Linked DNA regions of Homo sapiens: region 2 is linked to region 1. A link is an interaction called in ENCODE POLR2A ChIA-PET data of the cell type or tissue named here. Cell type or tissue: Caco-2. All regions are shown on one strand. Links, peaks and the distances in the headings refer to the core of each region. The heading gives the core; the rest is flanking DNA. Region 1 has its middle 16 kb from the start of LINC03004. Region 2 has its middle 14 kb from the start of SIMALR.

Evidence for each region. ChIA-PET counts read pairs that join two places held together with the same protein. Peaks named below come from ENCODE experiments on the same cell type or tissue, not always from the same donor. Only the 100,000 strongest peaks of a DNase experiment are listed, where the experiment ranks them.
Region 2: POLR2A ChIA-PET joins it to region 1 with 8 read pairs; 2 of 35 experiments call an interaction of 5 or more read pairs at or near these places.

The regions. Positions count from the first base shown.
Region 1 is chr6:137,643,681-137,655,233 of GRCh38, forward strand. No RefSeq gene overlaps it. Among named protein-coding and RNA genes, the nearest start is that of LINC03004, 16 kb to the right of the region's middle. RefSeq lists silencers at 4,433-4,482, 4,503-4,592 and enhancers at 7,046-7,215, 9,265-9,781. In Caco-2, for the core only: no CTCF peak of the experiment used is centred there; DNase peaks (open chromatin) are centred at 5,471 and 8,064.
Region 2 is chr6:137,953,796-137,965,348 of GRCh38, forward strand. No RefSeq gene overlaps it. Among named protein-coding and RNA genes, the nearest start is that of SIMALR, 14 kb to the left of the region's middle. RefSeq lists an enhancer at 1,570-2,071. In Caco-2, for the core only: no CTCF peak of the experiment used is centred there; no DNase peak of the experiment used is centred there.

The DNA.
Region 1 (11,553 bases), core at 1,914-9,913:
CATGCATGCGTAGGTTTATTGCAGCACTATTCACAATAGTAAAGACCTGGAATCAACCCAAATGCCCATCAATGATAGACTGGATAAAGAAAATGTGGTACATATATACCACTGAATACTATGCAGCCATAAAAAGGAATGACATCATGTCCTTTGCAGGGACATGGATGGAGGTGGAAGCCATTATCCTCAGCAAACCAACACTGCATGTTCTCACTTATGAGTGGTAGCTGAATGCTGAGAACACATGGACACATGGCGGGGAAAAACAAACACCAGGGTCTGTCAGAGGGCTTTGCAGGGAGGGAGAGCATCAGAAAGAATAGCTAATGGATGCTGGGCTTAATACCTAGGTGATGGGTTGATCTGTGCAACAAACCACCATGGCACACGTTTACCTATGTAACAAACCTGCACATCCTGCACATGTACCCAGGAACTTAAAATAAAAATTGAAGAAAAAAAAGAGAGAGAAAAGATATTATCTCCAAAAATAAAGTAAATGACAGGGAGAAAAAAATAAATTAAAAAAGGGAATGTGTTTAATCAACATTTGTCTATTTTATGCTCCATGGGAAAAAAAAATGTCAAAGGGAAAGTGAAATCTGTAGAGGAGTTAAACAACACTGGACTTTTAAGTAATTATTCTACTTCTCTCTCTTTCATTGTGCTAATATATTCTTGACCAAGAATTGACATAAAAAAATTTGTACAAACGTATAGGGTACATGAGAAATTTTGTTACAGGTGTATAATGTGTAGTGACTGACTCAAGGTATTCAGAGAGTCCATTACCTAAGTACAATACATGTTTGTTAAGCATAGTCACCCTACTCTGCTACTGAACGTGGAATTTGTTCCATCTTACTGTATGCTTGTTTGTTTAAACCCATTTCTCTTCATCTCCCCCCACTCACACTTCCCAGTCCCTGTTAGCTATCTTTCCACTCTCTACGTCCAAGCAATCAAAATTTTAGTTCCCACATCTAAGTGAGAACTTGTGATATTTGCCTTTTTGTGATTGGCTTAGTTCATTTAAGATGATGACCTCCAGTTCCATCCATGTTGACATGATTTCATTCTTTTTTATGGCTGAATAGTATTTCATTGTGTATATCCATATACCACATTTTCTTTGTCCATTTATCCATTGATTAACACTTAGGTTGATTCCATATCTTCGCTATTGTGAATAGTGCTGCAATAAACATGTGAGTGCAGGTATACCTTTGATATATTGATTTTTTTTTTCTTTTGAGTAGATACCCAATACTGGGATTGCTGGATTCAATGGTCATTCTAGTTTTCATTTTTTGAGAAATTGCCATACTGTTTCTCAGTAGGTGTACTAGTTTATTTACATTCCCACCTACACAGTGTACAAGACTTTCTTTTTCTCCACATCCTTACCTGAATTTGTTACTTTTTTTTTTTTTTTTTTTTTTTTTGAGACGGAGTCTCAATCTGTCACCCAGGCTGGAGTGCAGTGGCTTGATCTCGGCTCACTGCAACCTCCGCCTGCTGGGTTCAAGAGATTCTCCTGCCTCAGCATCCTGAGTAGCTGGGACTACAGGCGCTCGCCACCACGCCCAGCTAATTTTTTGTATTTTTAGTAGAGACGGGATTTCACCGTGTTAACCAGGATGGTTTCCATCTCCTGACTTTGTGATCCGCTCGCCTTGGCCTCCCAAAGTGCTGGGATTACAGGCGTGAACCACCGCGCCCGGCCTCTGTTACTTTTTGTCTTTTTAATAACAGCCATTTTGACCGGAGTAAGATAACATCTCATTGTGGCTTTGATGTGCATTTCTCTGACGATTAATGATGTTGAGCATTTCTTCATATGCCTTTTGGCCATTTGAAGCCTGTCTTCAAATTTGAAGCATTTGGCCATTTGAAGCATGTCTTCTTTTGAGAAATGTTCATTGTTTTACTTCGTCCACTTTTTAGTGGAATCATTTGTATTTCCTGTTGAGTTGTTTGGGTTCCTTGTTTATTCTGGACATTAGTGCCCTTTTGGATGAATAGTTTGCAACTATTTTCTCCTATTCAATGAGTTGTCTCTTCAACTGTTTACTGTTTCCTTTGCTGTGAAGAAGCTTTTAGGTTTAATATAGTCCCATTTGTATGTTTTTGTTTTTGTTGCTCATGCTTGAAATTTTAGTCATAAATTCTTTGCGTAGACCAATCCAGGAAAGTTTTCCTAAGGTTTCCATTGATGTGGAGTTGCGCGGACTGTTGGACCCCAGAGCAGGATGCAGTCTACTGGGAGTTGGGCTCCCAAAGCGGCACTGTGCTGCAGCTGCTTAGTGTGGACTCGGGGTGTGTGGGACCCAGCGGGAGCGCCCTCTTTGGAGCAATGCCATCGCACGGATTCCAGGCAGTTCCCTATGTTAGTCTCGGGGTCTCTGTGGGTCCAGGGGCTCTTCCGTGGCTAGGACTGCGGGAGTCCTCAGTGGGAATGTGGACCACTGGGGGTCAGTCACTTACCCTTCCCCTACTCTGGGGAGCCTGCCTGGGTTTTCAGCCAATCCCAGCCAAGTAGGCTACTTTGCTTCCCTCTCGTTTCTTGGCCTAGGTGTTTCCTGTCACTTTTCTGTTGAATTTTAGTGTTCTCTCTGAGGCAATCTATCCGAAGTATGGCTATCTCCTTGCTGTTTTGGTTCTTCTTTGTAAAGCGGGGTGAGTACTGAATGCCTCTAGTCAGCTGTCTTGAAGCTCCCTACATTGATCTTTTTTTTGTGTTGGGAACATTATCATTCTCTTCTAGCTATTTGGAAATATTTAATAAATTATTGCTGACTATAATTTTCTTCCTGTACTATTGAATACTAGAACTTATTTCTTTTATCTAACTGTATTTTTATACCCCTTAACCAACCTCTCTTTATTCCCTCCTCCCCTTCCCAGCCTCTGGTCACCACGATTCTACTTTCTACCTCCAGGAAATCCACTCTTTTAGCTCCTCCTTATGAGTAAGAACATGCAGTATTTGTCTTTCTGTGCCTGGCTTATTTCCATTAACATAATGACTTCCAGTTCCAGCCATGTTGCTACAAATAACAGGGTTTCTTTTTCTTATGTCTGAATAATATTCCATTGTGTGTGTGTGTGTGTGTGTGTGTGTGTGTGTCACACACAACATTTTCTTTATCTATTTATCCATTGATGGACATTTGGGTTGGTTCCATTCTTGGCTATTACAAATAATGCTTCAATAAACATGTGAGTGCAGATATTTCTTTAATGTACTTATATCCTTTCTTTCAGATATATACCCAGAAATAGGATTGCTAGATCATAGGGTAGTCCTATTTTTAGTTTTTTGAGGGACTTCCGTACTATTTTCCACAATGACTCTACTAATTTACATTCTCACAAACAGTGTACAAGCATTCCCCTTTCTCTGCATCTTCACCAGCATCTGTTGTTTTTGTCTTTTTGATAATAGCCATTCTAACAGGGGAAAGATGACTTTTCATCGTGGTTTGATTTGCATTTTCGTGATGATTAGTGATGTTGAGCATTTTTCAAAGACCCATTGCTCATGTCATGTGTATGTCTTCTTTCGGGAAACATCTATTCAGATCTTTTTGACCATTTTTAAATTGCATTATTGTTTTATTGCAATTGAGTTGTTTGAGTTGTAGTGTGTAGTGGTGATGAGTGAGGTCTTTGCAGTCCTGGACTTGGGGCCCGTTAGTCCAGAGGTCTGCCCCTAATTTGGCCACTTAGTTATTTCAGGTCTGGACAAGGAACGAAACCTGCTCCCATTTCCTCACTTGCAAAGTGAGAATAATATTAACGTTTACCTCACAAGGGGCAGTTGTGAGGATCAGATGAGATAATCCCTGCAAAATATATGATATGGTACCTAGGATGTAGCGCTATACCCAGCACATAACAAGTACTTAAAACTGTGGGCTATCATGTCTGAAGTGAAGCAGGAAAATTTGTAAAATCCCTTTTACAACCTCCAGAAAGAATATAAGAAGGAAAAAGAAAGACATTAGGAAGTGGGAAGAAGAGGGAGAGAAAAATGAGGAAGAAAAAATGATGGAATATTGTGTCACATTCCTTAAAAGATTCTGGCAGCAGAAATTTTTCAGGACACACACATTAAAGGAAAATACATCCCATTGAAACCACCCATTCACAGGGCTGAAAAAGAGCAAGTAGAAACCCTTCAAGTTTGACCTTTGAGCCACTGGAGAGAAACTGAGAAGGCTCTGCAGTCTGTATGTGTGCTGTGCTGCGACACGGACAGGACATGCCATCCTTCAAAAGGCAGTAAGGGCAGGACAGTGGGAGGTAAGAGTGAAGACTCCCACCTACTAACTGTGCAACCCAGGGCAGTGCCCTTAACCTTTGTGTGATCCAGTCTCATCCTATGTAAGATGGGATAGTAGCATCACTTTTTTTCCATAAGGTTACTGTGGTGGTCACATGATTTAATACATGCAGAAGGCTTAGAATGTTCCTGACACATAGTAAGTGCTCTACCATCGTGTTACTGTTGTTAAAGTTATTGGCGTGAGTAAAGGGTGACTGTGAGACCTGAAGTGAGTCACAGAGCTGTAGAGAGAGAACTGGAACGATTTGAAAGTCAAAGTATGTCTTTCTCTTTCTAAAAGTGTTTCTCTCTCTACACATGGATACCTGTCTTTCTATCTATAGAAGTGAGCATATATCTCTATCTATCCATCTATGTTGATGTATCTGTTTGTCTGTCTCTCTGTCTACTGAGAGATGTTACTTCTTTAGTGGTAACGTTGCCACCTAAGGACAAACAGGGGAGCACCTACAGGAAGGAGGAAGAAGAGGAGGAGGTAGAGGGGAATAAGAAATTGGATTTATTTTTCTTGCTGCAGTAAGGGAAAATACATGCCAAAGGACCAACGGAGTATCTCTGCAAGAGGGAGTTTGGGAATTCTGAGGAGGGATCCTGGAAGAGGGGGCTCCTCAGAGGTGGTCCAGAAGGTGGTCATTTCAGCTGTCTCCGTGATCTTAGTTCAGCAGTCAGGAGGAACAAAGTGGAGAATCATTGGTTAGAAAGTGGCCAGCACCTGGAAGATAACAGTGATGGTTTTTGCAGCTGTGGTATGGCCTCTGAGAAACACTGTGTACTTGGGTCTTTTCCATGTCCCATTGGAAGTGCTGCTTATGTTCTGTTAGAAACATCACGGAAAGACTGCTGATGGGGCTATTTACTTTCTCATTAAGGGAATTGTGTGTGTGTGTGTGTGTGTGTGTGTGTGTGTGTGTGTGTGTGATTCCACCTAAAAATAGGGGCCACATAAAGTTTTTACACCTGCTAAGCTAAACAATTCATATACTTTAGCTGCCAGGCAATTCTCTCAGCAAGATAAGATTGTTTTCGTTCCACAGATATAAAGTGCAAAGTTCAAGAACACACAGCTAATAAGCAGTTTGCCCTGATTCTAAACCAGAAAGGCCACATTCTCCCCTCTTCACTCTAGTTTGGCCTCTGCCAAGGTGTCTCCTTGGCCCAAGCTCAGTCACCTTTTTTTTTTTTTTTTTTTTTTTTTTTTTTTTTTTTTTTTTTATTGAGACAGGGTCTTACTCTGTCATCCAGGCTGAAGTGCAGTGGTGTGATCTAGGCTTATTGCAACCTTTGCCTCCCAGGCTCAAGCGATCCTCCCATCCCAGCCTCCCAAGCAGCTGAGACTGCCTCTGAGTGCCACCATGCCTGGCAAATTTTTGTATTTTTTGTAGAAATGGGGTTTTGCCATGTTGCCCAGGCTGGTCTTGAATTCCTAGGCTCAAGCAATCCAACCCACCTCGGCCTTCAGTCAATTTCATAGGGCTCCTTTGTGGTTATTAAACTATTCTAATAACTGCTCTCACTCTTGTGCTCTCTCTCTCTGTTCTCCCACCTTTCACATGTTTTAATAATGTGTACTCACTGGGACTGTACTCTAATATTTTTTAAAACTTGAAAAAAATTGCCATTTAAAAGTTATAAACCATTTCTGCCTGAGTTGAATTTACTTCCAGGGCAGACTCTCCCTTACCCCTTTTCATTTCCCCAAGATAGCCTCACAGCATAGATAAGTAAAAGTTCACCCACTGGGTATGAGTATGGGAACTGAAATGATCGCTAACCTGAACACAGGTGCCTTTGGGAAGTTACACTTCCTTACTGATGTCTCTGAGATGCCTGCCTGCCAGCCTCGGTGTTAAGCATTTTACATGTATTATATATTACTATCCTCATAGGTAACCTGTGATGTTGGAATTATTATTAATCTAAATGTACAGATAAGAAAAGGGAGAAAACAGCAGTTGACTGACTTGCTCAAGGTCACTCAGTAACAAAGAATGGAAGGAGGATTCAAACTCAGAGCCTCTTGATGCCTATCTATCTATCTATCTATACATATATATATATACACATATATATATGCACACAAACACATATACATAACTTAGTATATGTTATAATATATAGATATATATTATACCTATTATCTATCTCTCTACCTATGTGTGTTTACATATGCATATATACACGTGTATATATACACATATATAATTTAGTATATGTAATATATAGATTATATATTCTATCTATGTGTGTATACATAGGTATATATACATATATAACTTAGTACATATTCTAGTATAATATATAGATATATATTCTATCTACCTATCTAGGTGTGTATACATAAGTGTATATATACATGTGTATATATACACATATATAACAGTATATATAATTTATAGATTATATATTCTATCTATCTATCTATCTATCTATCTATCTATCTATCTATCTACCTGTCTATCTATCATCTCTGTCTCTCTCTCTCTATCCATCTATCTTTTAGCAGAATTTTGTCTCTGCAAAGTTCAGGATCAGCAATAGAGACCCTTAAGCTAACATGAAATATGTACAAGGCTGATGGCCACTTTACCCTGCAGGATGAGAGAGTGAAAAGGAGCTGGCCTTTTCAAAACGGCAGGAGAATAGCCTGAGGCTGGCTAATTTCGGCAATCAAGCTGGTGGCAGTTTATCTATAAACATGAGGCTATGAGGCCAGCATGCATGGGTTTTTTTTGTTGTTGTTGTTGTCAAAAAGATGCTTAAGGAAGAAAAGGGAGAAGGAGGAGGAGAAAGAAGTGAAAAAACAAACAATATTTACTAAAGCTGAACTTATGCATAGCCTATGACCTAGCAATTCTATTCCTAGGTGCTCACCCAACAGAAATAGGAACATGTGATCACCTAAAAAGAGGAGTATTTATTTATAGCAGTGCTATTTGTAATAGACCTGAACTGGAAGCTTCCCATTGACATTAATAGTGGAAGGAATAAAGTAATCAGAAATATTAATCAAATGGAATATGATCCAGCAATGAGAATAAACAATTTACTACTGTATGCAACAGATGGATAAATCTCACAATCATATTGTTGAAAAAAGAAGCAAGACACAAAAACATGTAAGCTGTCTGAGTCCATTTATACAAAGTTCAAAAGCAGATCAAACAAATCTGTGCTGGGAGAAGTCCAGGTGTGATACCCTACCTTGTTTTAACCTGATTGACTCTCTCTTATCTGAGAGAGCAGGACAGACTCCACTTTGGTTTCTTCGCTTGCAGCCCCTCGTTCCCCCTGCTTAAGGACATAACTGGTGCAAGCTAACTCCAAGTACATCCAGGAATTGCTTACTGATAAGATACTGAGGCAAGCTGTACTACCCACTCCTGGAAACGTGCTTGGTTGATGGTACCCAAAGCCCCTGCGTTTATCACTTTGTGATAGCTTAAGCCCCTGCACCTGGAACTTTTTATTTTCCTGTAACAGTTTCTGTAACCATTTATCTTTTACTTTTTGCCTGTTCTGCTTTTGTAAAAATTGCTTCAGCTAGACTCCCCCTCCCCTATTTAGACCAAGGTATAAAAAGAAATCTAGCCCCTTCTTCGGGGCTGAGAGAATTTTTGAGCTCTAGTCGTCTCTCGGTCCCCGGCAATAAAGGACTCCTGAATTAGTCTCAAAGTGTGGTGTTTCTCTATAACTCGCTCGGTTACAACACAGGTAGTGCTGACCTTTGTTGCGGGGGTGGGGAAGGTTTGAAAGAGCAGGTAGGGAGTTGCCAGGTACAGGTAATTGTCTATTGCTTAATCAGGTGATGGGTCAGTTGATTAAAATTTGTTGAGTGGTATGCAACGAATATGTGCAACTTTCTGCACTTCAATAAAAAAAAATTCTTAAATGAAAAAAAAAGGACACCTCAACTGAAGATGAGAATGTCTTAGCAGGCATTATCCCCTTGTCACTCCCTGAATCCATGGACAGCAGACCAGATTCTGGGGCCCAAAGTAGAAGGACAGGAACCTGAATGAAGCTTACTCCTTCTCTGGGTGATCACATAATGCCTTAGAAAACAAATGAAAAGGGAGACTGTCTGCATGCCACATGCAAAGTCCTGTAGGGGAGAATAGGCCAAGGATGATGTGGCGTGGTGTGGGATGGCAGAGAGATAGGGACAGGAATTCTGTGGGCAATGCTGGCACTGACTGACAGTGTGTTTTACCTAGAAGGGGCTTTGTTCATCATGCCATATGACCCTCTAACCTTATATTTGGAGAGCAGAAGCCACAATCTACTGAAATAATCTGCCTGAAGCTTTATATTTACTATCTCAAGTCTTTGTATTGATTGAAGACCTTTCAGTTATTTGGCCTACAAAGTGACTCACCAAGACAGCCAAGTATAAAGGGGTCCCCGGAGAAATTCCAACTGGCCTGTGCACTGTGAGGAGTGTGCACTGGGGCGGAGCCTCAGGAAGTTTGCGCCATTTGCAGGGGAGGAAGAGCCTGGCTGGCCTCTCCTGATCCAGTGTGATAACCTGGGGACTCAGTCTGTGAGATGGGGAGCCTCTCTCACTTTGCTGAGTTTTTTTCCTTTTCACCCAATAAAACACTACCCTCCTCACCCTTCAAACTGTCTGTGAGATTAATTTTTCTTGGTCATGTGGCAAGGACGCTGTCTTTAGCTCAACTAAGGAAAAAGTCCTACAACAGCTTTGGTGCCCAGAACATAGGGCTTGAGAAGGGGTGAGTGAAATGGGGACTCAAAACCTCTCACATTCGCTTCTGAGCCTTTTGGTCCTATGGCATTCCTCTTCTTTTTTTCAGGACATTAATGACATGAAAACTTTTTTTTTTTTTACAATACTGGAGGTGGTTCACACACACCCCAATGGCCACAGGCATGTGTATGGGACAGTTGGGTGGGGCAGCTCCCTGCTCCCCATTCTCTACTGTCTGGGGTGCATGGCTGAGTCTGCCGCATGTATGCACAGTGTCCAACAGCCATTAACAATGGAATGAGCCAAGGGTGGGAATGAGCCACAGCAGCTGCCTGAGCCCCAAGGGATCCCATGCAGCTGGCGGTATTCCCTGCCAGGCACCCATGGAGTCTCCCCCTCCCCCAGCCAGGGAGTCCAACCCCATCAGACAGCAATTAAGCTTCTCTCTAGGGTGGAGGAACTATTTGCATAAGAATAAGAGGTTTTTCCCCCAGGCATCCCTTTTTCTTCTCCACTCCATCAGCAGTTAACTTTTAAATGAGTTTATTTTTCCTTTTAGAAGACATTTTCTTAGGCTAGGAATGATAAGGATCATTATCATAATTTAGTCCACCTATTTATGTGGACTAATTATGTTTATATTCTCTGTAAAGTTTTAATTGTGAAAAAGGATTTGTGAGGTTGGTCTTAAGCTGTAGCCAATGTGGTATGCTTTGCATGTCTGTGTGGTCAGTAGCAAACTTTGCTGCACACCTCCATCTTGTTTTATGTCCTGAGGGCATATGTCCTGAGGGTGTGGCCTGTAACCACATGGCAAGGCTTTGTTTAGCAATCCTGCCTAGGGAATGAGTCCTTTCTGGTTTGATATCTGCACATTTTCCTAGCCCTGTCTCTTAAAGGGCTCCACCCAGCGACTGGGTTTTCTTCTGCCTGTCTGTGTAGCTATATATGTGTTATGTATATGATGTCTGTAAAAAGAGCTCTAATTAATTTGGCCTAAAGGAAGACAAGCACTTGAATCAAGTATTTTTTTAAGGGAAGATAAAAGCTGTGGTAACTTTCAGTTCAAGCGACTTTAATCTTTGAGAAATAAGGCAGTCGTAAAGGTTATTGGTAAAATGCAGATGTCATCAAAATATAAATAGGTGGACTAAATTATGCAGGTTAGATACTAGAGTTGCTAAATGTTTTAAGGTTATAAACTGCCTTTTTGGTTTTTGAGAATGTTTCAATTTGTCAGCTTCACAATTGGTAATGCCAGGGGACATATGAAACTAACCACACCCTTAATTACGCTGGAAGAAGTCAAACCTTGGCTGCACCTAGCACACAATTAAAACAACTTACCAGGTTTTACATTAAAGTTAAAAACTGCTAGGAGTTACCATTATAACATATAATTGAAACTATTGGAAATAGATTTACATGCAAAGTGTGTGAAAACAGTAAAATGTGTTTTTAGTAAAAGATTATAAAAAGGCACGAAATTGTAAATTTTTGCCTAGGAGTAAAGGATTGTTTTGAATTAGACAAGATAAAGCTAAAGGTTAAAACAAGTGGTGGAAGGATTGTGGACATTAATCTTACAGAATAGTTTCTCTGTGTGAACATATTGACTAAATTCAAAAAAGTTATTCTGTAAATTGAGCATTGAAATAAAAGCACAACAAGGTATTCTTAAGGTGCTAATCTGCTCTTTAGCAAAATTTGTAAAGGTTTATAAAAGGCTTTTGCCTCTTTAAAATTTCTGAGTCATCATTTTGGCAAAATAAATAATTTATGGTGACCTGGAATACTGTTTTATAACATCAAGTGTTTTAAACCTCTAACAAATTTAACAGGCTTCCCAAAAATCAAACTTTGGTTCCGAAATTGTCTTTCCTGACTCCTGGCTTTTCAGATACTTCAGAGGGCCCCTGGAGTGTCCAGAAAAGAGAGGTAAACATGTTTAGGTACATGGGACTGCCAAAATGATGTTCAATATACTTTAGGTAATATTTTTGTGAGTAATGCTAGCATATGCTCAAAATTATATGGGATTTCTACAATTCTAATGTCTGAGTATATGCTATCAATCATAATTAAGGTTGGTATGTTAGGTTATTGTAAATCACAGAGATAACCAAACTTCTTTGTCAATTGTGTTTCTAACTGTAACTACCCTGGACATTTTGTTATTCACAGACAATGGTTGTCTTGTTTTAATGCTTTTCAAAAGATGGTTTATACTGAGCTATAGAACTTTGACAGGTCCTCTCAAATACAGGTTTCTGATAACTTTGGAGATTGTAACATTGGAATAAAGGAAAAATGTACATGACTCATGAAGAGCTGAAGTGTTCATGAATATCAAGCAAAACTAGAACTAATGGACTGAACTCAAAACTGAAACAATCTTTTTAACTTTTGTTGGAATATTGCTGATCCCCGTTTTGTTTTTCAGGGTTAAGAAAACTTATTTTGAAGTATTTACAGCCTTTAATAACTGAGT
Region 2 (11,553 bases), core at 1,514-9,513, 310 kb after region 1:
AGAATATGAACAGATTGTTCACACTAAAATAACTGCAAGTGATTTTTAAACATGTGAAAAGATGATCAATGTTGACTTACAAGAGGAATGCAAATTAAAAATACATGGAAATACTACTTTTCTTTCATTAGAAGGGCAAAAATCCAGAAGTTCGGTGACTGTCTTGTCAAGACTGTGGGAAAACAGGCAGGAATGTAAACAGTTACAAACCCTCTGGAGGGCAATGTGGCAAAATTACAATAATCTATCAAAAATGTAAGACTATATATGCTTTAACCAGGCACTTCTAGAAATTTATCCTAAAGATAAACTACCACATACACAATGACATATGTACATTTTGTGATCTATTTAAAAGAGTAAGATTGAAAACAATGTAAATGTCCATCAATAGAGATTCTTAGTTATGCCTCCACCAAAAAAAATAAATTATTCTCTTACAGTTCTGGAGGTCAGAAGTCCAAAATCAGTCTCACTGGGCTAAAGTCAAGGTGTCAGTGGAACTGGTCCTTTCTGGAGGTTCTGAGGCCACCCGCATTCCTTGGCTCATGGCTGATTCCTTGCTTCACTCCCACCTTTTACTTCCTTCATCACATCTTCCACTCCTGACTGTTGATCCTACTGCCTCCCTCTGATAAGGAGCCTTGTTATCACATTGGCCCACCCTAGGAACCCAGGATCACCACCCCCATCTCAAGATCACTAACCTAATCGAAGCTGCAAAGGTTGTGGACATGTGGATGTAGCCATTTTTGGAGCACTGTTATCCAGCCTACCACAATGCTCATCCAGTCCATCTCTTCTAACAGCTGTGTGGCATTCTGTGGCATACCTGCCCCATATTTTAGTTATCCATGCCCTACAAATAAACAGCTGCTACCATGTACATCTCTTCTGTAAATATCCTCTAACATGGTCTCTTGAGCATCTATGTGAGACTGGTGAAATCAGACACAAATTCCCAAGCCCCATCATCTGGAAGGGTGTCAACTACCTAGACTGCATAACAAAACAAATCCCGTGTAAAGATTGTTGCCAAGTTCACCCTTGTTTGGGGACTTGATAGCAATTTTCCCTTAAAAACCAAAATTCTACTCACTAGCCATGGGTTATACTGGGAAGAACTACTGCCAGCTTGTTGTGTGCACACACGTGCCATTTCTCCAATTATTCCCAGGTTGCTCTCCAGATTGGCTGTATCATTTTACATTTTTCACCTGCGGTGCAAGAAGATTGTAATTTTCTTCAAAACCCTGCTAACATATGGTAATATCAGATTTTCTCATTATTTACTATGACGGGGATAAAATGGTTTCCCATTTTCATTGAGGCACTATTTGTTTTTGTTTTTGTTTTTGGTGGTGGTTTTAAGGAGCAGAGAGTTTAATAGGCAAGAAAGAAGGAAGAAGCTCCCCCATACAGAGACCCAGGGAGGGGCAGTTCCAAAGCCAAGTGAGGAAACCCTGTGTGCCTTGGAAAAGTGGCTGCTTATATGAGGTGGCTGGAGGAGGTGGTGTCTGATTTGCATAGGGCTCAGGGGATTGGTTTGACCAGGCATGTCACTCACATAGCCCGTGGAAAAAAACTGGACCTCCCACCTAGCCTTTTAATATGCCAATGCAGGGTGCCACGCTGTTCTACACACGTGGAGATACATGGGGGTGGCCATGTTGCCAGGCATGTGTGAGGCCAGGGCAAGAAGAAGAGGGCGGGAATCGCCATGTTTGGGTGGACCCAGTTTCTAATGGCCTTCATTTGCATATCAAAGCTTACCGGCCAGGTCTAAGAACCTGCGCTTTCCTGTGAAGCGCTCTGATTATTATGTGGTTGACCATCTATTGATGTGCTTGCTTGCTATCCATGCCGCTTCCTACTTTTTGGAATCTGCTCCTCATTTTCTTCCAGAGTGTTTCACTTGGTACTTGGTGTGGTGATAGTTGATATTGTTGTTCATTTGAAGAAGTTCTTTGTATTTTCTTTTTTCTTTTTTTTTTTTTTTTTGAGACGGAGTCTTGCTCTTTCGCTTAGGCTGGAGTGCAGTGGCGCGATCTCAGCTCACTGCAAGCTCCGCCTCCCGGGTTCACGCCATTGTCCTGCCTCAGCCTCCCAAGTAGCTGGGACTACAGGCGCTGACCACCAGGCCCAGCTAATTTTTTTGTGTTTTTAGTAGAGACGGGGTTTCACCGTGTTAGCCAGGATGGTCGTGATCTCCTGACCTCGTGATCTGCCTGCCTCGGCCTCCCAAAGTGCTTGGATTACAGGCGTGAGCCACCGAGAAGTTCCTTGTATTTTCTAGATATTACTTGTTAGTTATAAATATTGCAAATATCTTAATATATTGTGTATGCCTTAACTTTTTTGAGAATCTTTTACTTAACAGACATCTTTCATTTTGATGTATTCAAACTTATTAACTTTTACCTTCAAGTTTGTGTACTTGCTTTTAAATTCATTAATTTTCACATTTATTTTTATTTATTTCTTCTTCCTATTGTTTTTTGCTTTTTTTCCTCTAGAATCTTCAGTTAAATGCCTAGTTGTTTTATGCTCATCTTTTAGTTTTTAAAATTTACGCAGTAAATGTGGGCTACATTAATATTATTGCTTTGGTGACAAATATTTTCGAACCTAACAAAATTTTATTTTAAAATTTAGTATTTTTAACTCCAAATCTTTGACCAAGGTATTTTTCTTTCCTTCTTTTTAAAATTTTTTTATTTTTAATTTTTATGGGTACATAGTAGGTATATATGTTTATGGGGTACATGAGATATTTTGATACAGGCAGACAATGTATAATAATCACCTCCTGGTAAATTACAGGGCATCCATCACCTCAACCATTCATCATTCCTTTGTGTTATGAACATTCCAATTGTACTCCTTCAGTTATTCTAAAATGTACACGAATTATTGCAGACTGTAGTCACCCTGTTGTGTTATCAAATACTAGATTCCTATTCTTTGTATCTATTTTTGTACTCATTAACAAAAAATGTTTCTGCTTTGAACTGTTTTCCATCTACTACTTTGCAGATGTTGTTTACTTTTAAAAATAGATTTTATAACTGGGCTAAAACAAATATATTGCTAGAAATCAAAGTCTACATCATATAAAGTAGGGTCTTCACAGCAAGCAAAAAAACCAAACTACCCTCAGGTACAAACCAAACCCACCCATTCTTTCCTACCCTAATTTTTCCTTTCTTTTCCACCCTAATTTTTCCTCTCTTTCTCTGTGCTGCTAAATGTTTAACATCTGGAACTGTTTGAGGTTTTTGGCTTTACTCTATTTTTTATGTATTTTTTATCATTATCATTATTCTGTGAGAACACAAGGTTATTTAATATTAAATAGCTATGAGTAGAGAGGAAACTCGAAAGTCATTTTCTTAATTCATTACTGTCATACATTTCTTAATTATTGCAATGAGGATGAACCCATGTAAACTGAACCTATACTTCAGCCAATGCTGTAAATACAAATTGCAACTTAAGAAACAGCAAAAGAAATATAGAGGCTTGACCGTATCTTATTAATTTGTTCATTCAACAAATATTTATTAAGGGCTTATCATGTGCACTATTCTGACCACAAGGAATCTAGCAGTTAACAAAGTGGACAAGATCCATGTTCATCTCTCCACCAAAGCTTTTTAGGAAGAGAAGCCGCAATAAAGAAATAAACAAAAATAGAAGTAATTTTAGATATGGGTGTATCCCAGAAAGAAGCTAAGACATGGTGACCTGAGAGCCGAGAACTTACCCAACAAGAAGCCAGCAATGTGGAGGTCATCCGGAGGAGCAAGAGTGGAGGCCATAGCAAATGCAAATGACCTCAGCAAGGCCCTTCTCTTTATCCAAAATGCAACAAGAATCAGGCTTATTAGAGTCAATTGCTGGAAATGAAAGAGAAACTATGTTTCTAAAATGGTTCCTCACAAAATTTCACAAATAGGAATTGACTGTAACACTATGCAGTCAGGAGGGGAGTCATGATGGGAAAAGTAACCCAATTCTGGAAAAATAACAATGTTTATGGATTGCTTTTTAAAAAAAAATAGGTGCAAATTTTCTTAAGGATTGATTTCTCAACCTGTAAGGACCATTTCTCCTGAGAAAAGGTTGACATGGCCCTGCTCTCAACACACAAATTAAAGTATCACAGGGCAGCATTTTCTTCCACTCCCAAACTTTCCATCCAGCTAGAGGGCTTGCTTCTCACTCCTTTACCCTCCAATGTCCAGCCCAGTTCATTCCAGGCTTTCACAGTCCCGGATCTTTCCCTAGAAGTCTAGGCCTCTCTTGTCTTTCTTACCCAAACCATTTATTCCCACTCAGCCCAACATCCTCTTAATTTGTATTTCTCACAGCTAGACCATCAGCAAAGCAGAGGGCCCTCCAGAGACTAAGGTCACCCATTAGAAGACAGTAAGGAGTTATAAATGTGAACAAACTGTATCCTTTCCAACTGTATCTCCAATTGTGCTTTGCTGTTTTATTATTTCTAATAACAGCCATCTCTCTTTGTGGTTAAGATTTCAGAAACTACATAAGTAGCATGTATTACAGTAACTTAATGGTAGGAACAAATGTCTGTACGAATTTTGTTTACTGAAATGGTTCTGAAGCTAATTCATTCTGCATTTCCTGAATTGACCTTATAAGTTACTTATTGCAATATATGGTTTTTTTCATGGTGCTTCTTAATGTTTTATATTTTAAATGACTGCTAGTCTGAAGAAATATGGGATAGAAGCTCATATTTACAGTGGCCTCTAAAAACAGAAAATACCCAGATAAAAAATTTAATAAGAAATGTGCAAATGTATATAAGGAAAATGTAAAAGTGCTCCTGAAGAATACAATTACAAAGCTGAATGAATATGAAGATATTTGTTCAATATCAAGGATAGAAAACTCAATCATAAGAAGGTGTCAATTCTCCCTAGGTGATCTTTCCCTTGTGATAAAATACATACAGCATAACATTTACTATCTTAACCATTTTAAGTGGACAGTTCAGTGGGATCAAATACATTGTCAATGTTGTGCAACCATCACTACTCTCCATCTCTGGCCTTCTTCCATCTTGTAAAACTGAAACTCCATCCCCATTGAACAATAATTTCCTGTTCTCCTCCTCCTAGCTCCTGGCAACCACCATTCTACATTGTGTCTCTGTGAATCTGACCAGTCTGGGCACCTCATCTAAGTGGAATCATACAGTATTTGTCCTTTTGCAACTGGCTTATTTCACTTAGCATAGTGACCTCAACGTTCTTCCATGTTGTAACATGTGTCATAATTTCCTTCCTCTTTAAGTCTCAATAACTTTTAAATGTAGCATGATCCTAATAAAAACATACATATGTTAGGCTGATGTGGAAAAATAAACAATTAATAAAAAGAGCTCCAAAGTGTTGGAGTCCCACCTACGGTAGCTGTTACTTATCATGTACTCATTTATCCTCACCTTACCCTATTCCAGATACTGCTTTACAAAACAGGCAGGTATTGCTTTCTACTTTTTTTTTTTTTTTTTTTTAGATGGAGTCTCACTCTGTCACCAGGCTGGAGTACAGTGTTGCAATCTAGGCTCACTGCAACATCTGCCTCCCGGGTTCAAGCTCTTCTCCTACCTCAGCCTTCTGAGTAGCTGGGACTACAGGCGCCCTTCACCACACCCGGCTAATTTTTGTATTTTTAGTAAAGACAGCATTTCACCATGTTGGCCAGGATGGTCTCAATCTCTTGACCTAATGATCCACCCACCTCGGCCTCCCAAAGTGCTGGGATTACACGCATGAGCCACCATGCCCAGCCTCCACTTTTTTATGTAAAAAGAAAGTGAGGCCAAGAGAATTATGTAAATACCCAAGTTAATATCCCAAGTACTGCAAGTAATAAAATCAGATTTGAAATCCAGGTATATGTCGTGCCTAAGCCCTCCTCTTCTCCTCGATCCACAATTATACTATCTTCAGTTCCCCCTCACAGATCAAGAAAGATTTCTCTCTCTTGCCTGTCCAATGTTCTTAGGGAACTATTACTGTGGAAATCAATCTGATTAACTAAATGCACTCTAGTGATAGTGGCTAACAAAGACTTACTAATAGCTGTCATAATATCTAAGGTTTATTGAGCACTCACATACTAGGCACTGAGCAAAAGGCTATATTTATGCAATATTTTTACCTTTACCACATTTTTAGGAAATAGGCATTATTATTATCCTCATTTTAAGAGGTCAGTTAGTCTTAAAGAGTTGGATGTTCTCAGGTAAGTTAGGAAGGTGGTAGATGCTGGATGGAGCCAGGCAGCACACACAAGCCTGGTACGCAGTCATAATACAACCCTGCATCCCTCATTTGTACCTCCAAAGGCACTTGTAACTAAGGATTATAGTTTCAGAAAGCACAGCTTTAATCACAAAAAATAAATCTGTACTAGAGACTTTCTAGCCTCCAACTGGGAGATATTATGACACACAAAGGGGTCTTCTTAGTACTTCTTCGGGTATTTCAAATATGCATACTTTCTGTTGGGCTAGTCTCAGTTTCCCCAAAATCAGACCTAAGTCATGTTCCTACAGTGAACCAAAATAAAACTTTCTTTCCTTTTAGGTCTCAAGAGTTTCACTGTTAAATGTGTCCAAAGAAATCATATTCGCAATCCAGACAAGTTACCCCTCCATAGTACCTGGTTAGCAGGTAACTTCCAGAGCTAGCTATTCATCTTTTTCAGCCTCAAAGTATTTCTTCCAGCTCTAACTTTCTGAAGGTAGTTTTCCTTGTCAGTCAGGAAGGGGATGTTGAAATAATCCCAGGCAAACATTTTGTCAAGAATTTTACATGATTCTTTAAGTTCATAAAATGTTCTGCTCCCTCCCCAAAGCAGGAGGGAGTTAAATCATTTGAGAAAGAATATTTAGTGGAATGGCCACCAGGGGACATTTTTATTTTACTAGAATTCAGCTATACTTACCCTGCAAAAAAAAGAAAAAAGGGAGGTGGTGGGGAAATACTTTATGTCCTTTTATATGGTCTGGATTTGCATCCCCACTCAAATTTTATGTCAAATTATAATCCCCAATATTGGAGTTGGGGCCTGTTGTGAGGTGACTGGATCATGGAGGTGGATTCCCCACTTTGGTGCGGTTCTCATGAGAGTTCTCACAAGATCTAGTTGTTTAAAAGTGTGTGGCACCTCCTCCCCACCTTCCTCCTGCTCCAGCCATGTAAGACATGCCTGCTTCCCCTTCACCTCCACCATGATTGTAAATTTCCTGAGGCCTCCCTAGCCATGCTTCCTGTAGAGGCTGTGGAATTGTGAGCCAATTAAACCTTTTTTCTTTATAGATTACCCAGTCTCAGGTATTTCTTTATAGCAGTACAAGAACAGGCTAATATATCCTCTATTTATCTTCTCTCATTTCAAACCAAACTTGTTCTCCTTCATCAAAGAAAGAGAGAACCCTGAAATTCAAAGAGACACAAAAACATTAGTTTTTGCTGTTGTGCTTTGATAGGCCCAGCTATATTGCTAACGGTAGTTCTTGTAAGCAACTACTGTTACTTGAAGGGTCATTTTGACTATCTACTATTTTTGCCTTTTTAGTGTATTTAGAACAGGCCATTCTTTTTTTTTTTTTTTTTTTTTTTTTTTTTTTTTGTATGTGTAGTTTTATGGGAACATAGCCACAACCAACTTTGTCTATGTATCACCCATGGCTGCTTTCACACTACAACAACAGTGTTAGTAGTTGGGACAGATACCATATGGCCTACAAAGCCAAAACTATTTCTGTTTGGCCCTTTACCAAAAAACTTTGCCAACCTCTGCTTTAGAACTTTATTCCCTAAAATACATGACCCTACTCTAGTAGTTAAGAATTTTAATGGTGAAGTCAGAGCAAAAATTCCAACTAGAATTCAGTGCCATAACTTCATTGGCTGTGCCGTTATCCAAGTTTCTTAACCTCTTCTAAATCTTTGTTTTTTTTTTTTTTAATCTGTAAAACATTATCTGTAACAATAGCACTTACTTGTAAGGTTGTGAGAATTCAGTAACTATAACATATAAAGCACAAACTGTGTAGTACTTGAAAAGAAGCAAGTCTTTAACAGGTAATAGTTATTATCAATATTATTATTGATATTATGGGTGTTTTTATTAAGATTTACAGGTATGTTGGCATAATTAAGAATCTGAGAATTTTAAGAATAGAAATTTTACTTTGTTCAATCCACCTTTGCCCAAATTTCTGTGACCAGAGAATGCCTTTTCAGTACTTCTTAGAACACTTCAAAGACACCACCCTCTCTTAAATCAAAAATAAGAAGAGTCTGTCTCCCTCCAGGCCACTGCCTCTCCTTCTTTCTCTGCCCCTCCCTTCCATCTCTTGGCCCTCACATTTTTCCTTCTGTGATCTAGCCTTTCTTGTGAAGTACTCAGTGTTTCAAGCCTCAATGTTGTCTTGCCCCTCATTTCAAATAAATTGTACTTGTCTTGAGACTAGTTCTCAGTGGATCCAACTCATAGCTAATTGAAAGCCAGCCTGTATGATAGATGAGCTAGTCCTTGATAACATATTTGTAACTGTGGATGTTACTTCTTAGCATTCTAAGGGGGCTTTCTGGACACATACTGCCTTACCCATGGCAATCATTCTAATCAGTCTGGAAACTTCAGGTATCAGAGCAGTGAGTTAAGAAAAAGATGCTAGGGCAAGGGGCCGTTTGACACTCTTCAAATGCACAGTGAACATCTGTCTATAAATAAGACTAGCCTAGAATAATTGCTAAAGGACTACCTGGGCATTTGTTGTGGCTTAAGGCAGGGGGAAGACACCTGGAAACAAATGTCCATCCCCACATGGATGGTAATGACACTTCATCAGCCTTCCTGAATTGGATCCTAGCTTCGTTATGATCTAATCTGTGCTTTTTCCCCAGCATCATACTGTCTTCTTCAACTGGACACTCCATCCCCCGACTTTCATTTCATTACATTTTAACAAATTATTTTTCTGTGTCTGTGTACCTCTGCTAGGAAGTTACTTCCTTTAGAGAAAGGATCATGTGGTGTGTTTCTTAGTGGTCCCTAGGGGCTGCTACATAATAGACACCAAAGAGATCTTTGTGGTAGGATGGAAGGTACGGAGGATGGAAAGGAGGATGGAAGGGAGGGAAGGAGGGAGGGGCTTTTTGCTAGCTTTAGGACTTGCTCTTCAGTGAGTTTTTCTTTTTGCCTTTTCTTTTTTTTTTTTTTTTTTAGACAGAGTCTCGTCTGTTACCCAGGCTGGAATACAGTGGCACAATCTCAGCTCACTGCAACCTCTGCGTCCCGGGTTCAAGCAATTCTTCTGCCTCAGCCTCCCGAGTAGCTGGGATTACAGGTGTGTGCCACCACACCCAGTTAATTTTTGTATTTTTAATAGAGACAAGGTTTTGCCATGTAGGCCAGGCTGGTCCCGAACTTCTGACCTCAAGTGATCCACCTGCCTCAGCCTCCCAAAGTGCTGACATTACAGGCATGAGCCCCCACACCCGGCCAGTTGTTCTTTGCTTGAGGCTTCCCTTGACTTGCTTTCATTTTATGGCTGGGTGGGAGGGAATTAGATGTGAGATAACACCTGACACAGATGGTATAAATAGGCGGCAGCTTAAAGTTCTCATGCTTGACCAGAAGCTGGCAATGAGGCATGCCTAGAAGGGTCCCAGGATCTGCGATGTGGAGCAACTATTGCTTCCCTCTGCAATCTTGGTGCTCTAGCTATAAGAAGGGCACCTGATACAAGTTGGGCTTTCTTCTGGGAATTTGAACTTCTAGAGGTAATCCCAGTAATGGATAAATTTGGAGCTGCAGGTCTGATGGTGGCGCCTAGAGCAAGGCTCCCGCATTGCAGGTGCTGGAGCTCCCCTGCTTCCGTGCTCCCGAGGGCTGCTTGTTGAGTTCTCCTATAAGACTGCTGAGGCCGGGCGCAGTGGCTCACACCTGTAATCCCAGCACTTTGGGAGGCCAAGGTGGGTGAATCACATGAGGCCAGGAGTTCAAGACCAGCCTGGCCAACATGGCGAAACCCTGTCTCTACTAAAAATAAAAAAAATTAGCTGGATGTGCTGGTGCATGCCTATAGTCCCTGCTACTGTGGAGGCTGAGACAGGAGAATCACTTGAACCTGGGAGGCTGAGGTTGCAGTGAGCCAAGATCACACCACTGCACTCCAGCCTGGGTGACAGATCGAGACACCATCTGAAAAAAAATTTTTTAAAGACTGTTGAAGAGCTCTTCCTATAAGTCCTTTTTAGCTTAAGTTAACCAGTTAACCAGAGTCTATTTCTATTGCATTGCCCAAAGAACATTAAATAAAGAGAATTTCAAAGCCAAGATCAAGATTTAGGGCTGGAAAAAGATGTTCTTTTTCCTATCTATGATAGAGGTTCTTCACCTATTTAATTGAATTTAACACTCCTGATCACTCTTCATGGAGAAGGCACTATGACATGTTCAGTGAAACAAAGATGGATTAAATGGGACCTCTGAAGACTCTAGTAAGGGAGAGAAAAAGAAATTCACAATAAATCAAACTAGTGAGAAATAACATCAAAGTATGTGCAAAGTATTATGAGCCACACAGGAAGAAAAGAAAAAAATTAATATTTATTGGATATCTGCCAGATGTCAGGCACTCTACACATATAATCACATTATGTCTTTACTCAACACATTGAGGCACATAACATTATTCTCATTCTATAGATGAGGAAACCAAAACTCAAAAGATTCAGCACCTCAAGTTGCCACAGTTAGTAAAGGGTAGATCTCAAACTCAAATCTGTCAGACTCCAAAGCCCCTGTCCCATCTGTTGCCTCTTGAAAAGGATAGTTTTAGCCACACCCAAGAAGTAGTTGGGCTCTTTCTCCACCTCAAATACTTAATAACACATGCACTTCTTCTATGTCTATGACAAGGGACCAAAGCATGGCGTTCTTGTCTAATGAATACAATATTTCATGGCAATCTTGCCCAACTCTGTAGCAGGCCCTGCTCTACAATAAAAATGGCAATGGCTACTCCTGCCTTTCCTGCCCCATAACGTTTTATTAGCATATGTTTTCCATGTCTATGCACCCTGTGCTAACTGGTTAGCTCTTTTGGAGCAAGGATCACATCCTGGGCAGCTGGAGCTTCTAGGCTTCAAAGGCATGGCCTGGGCTATGTTATTAATATTATTTCTTTCTCTTCTATAAGTGAGGAAGTGAACTCTTTGTACCCACCTGCTAAAAATTCCCCTTATGTTTACTGTTAAATGGACCTCACCTGGAGTGCTCAAAATAACACAGTCTGAAAAAGAAACTATGGCTGGGTGCGGTGGCTCATGCCTGCAATCCAAGCACTTTGGGAGGCCGAGGTGGGAGAATCACTTGAGCCCAGGGGTTCGAGACCAGCCTGGGCAACAAAGTGTGGCCCCATCTTGAAAGAAAAAAAAAAGAAAGAAAAGAAAGAGAGAAAGGGAGAAGAGAGAGGAAGGAAGGAAGGAAGGAAAG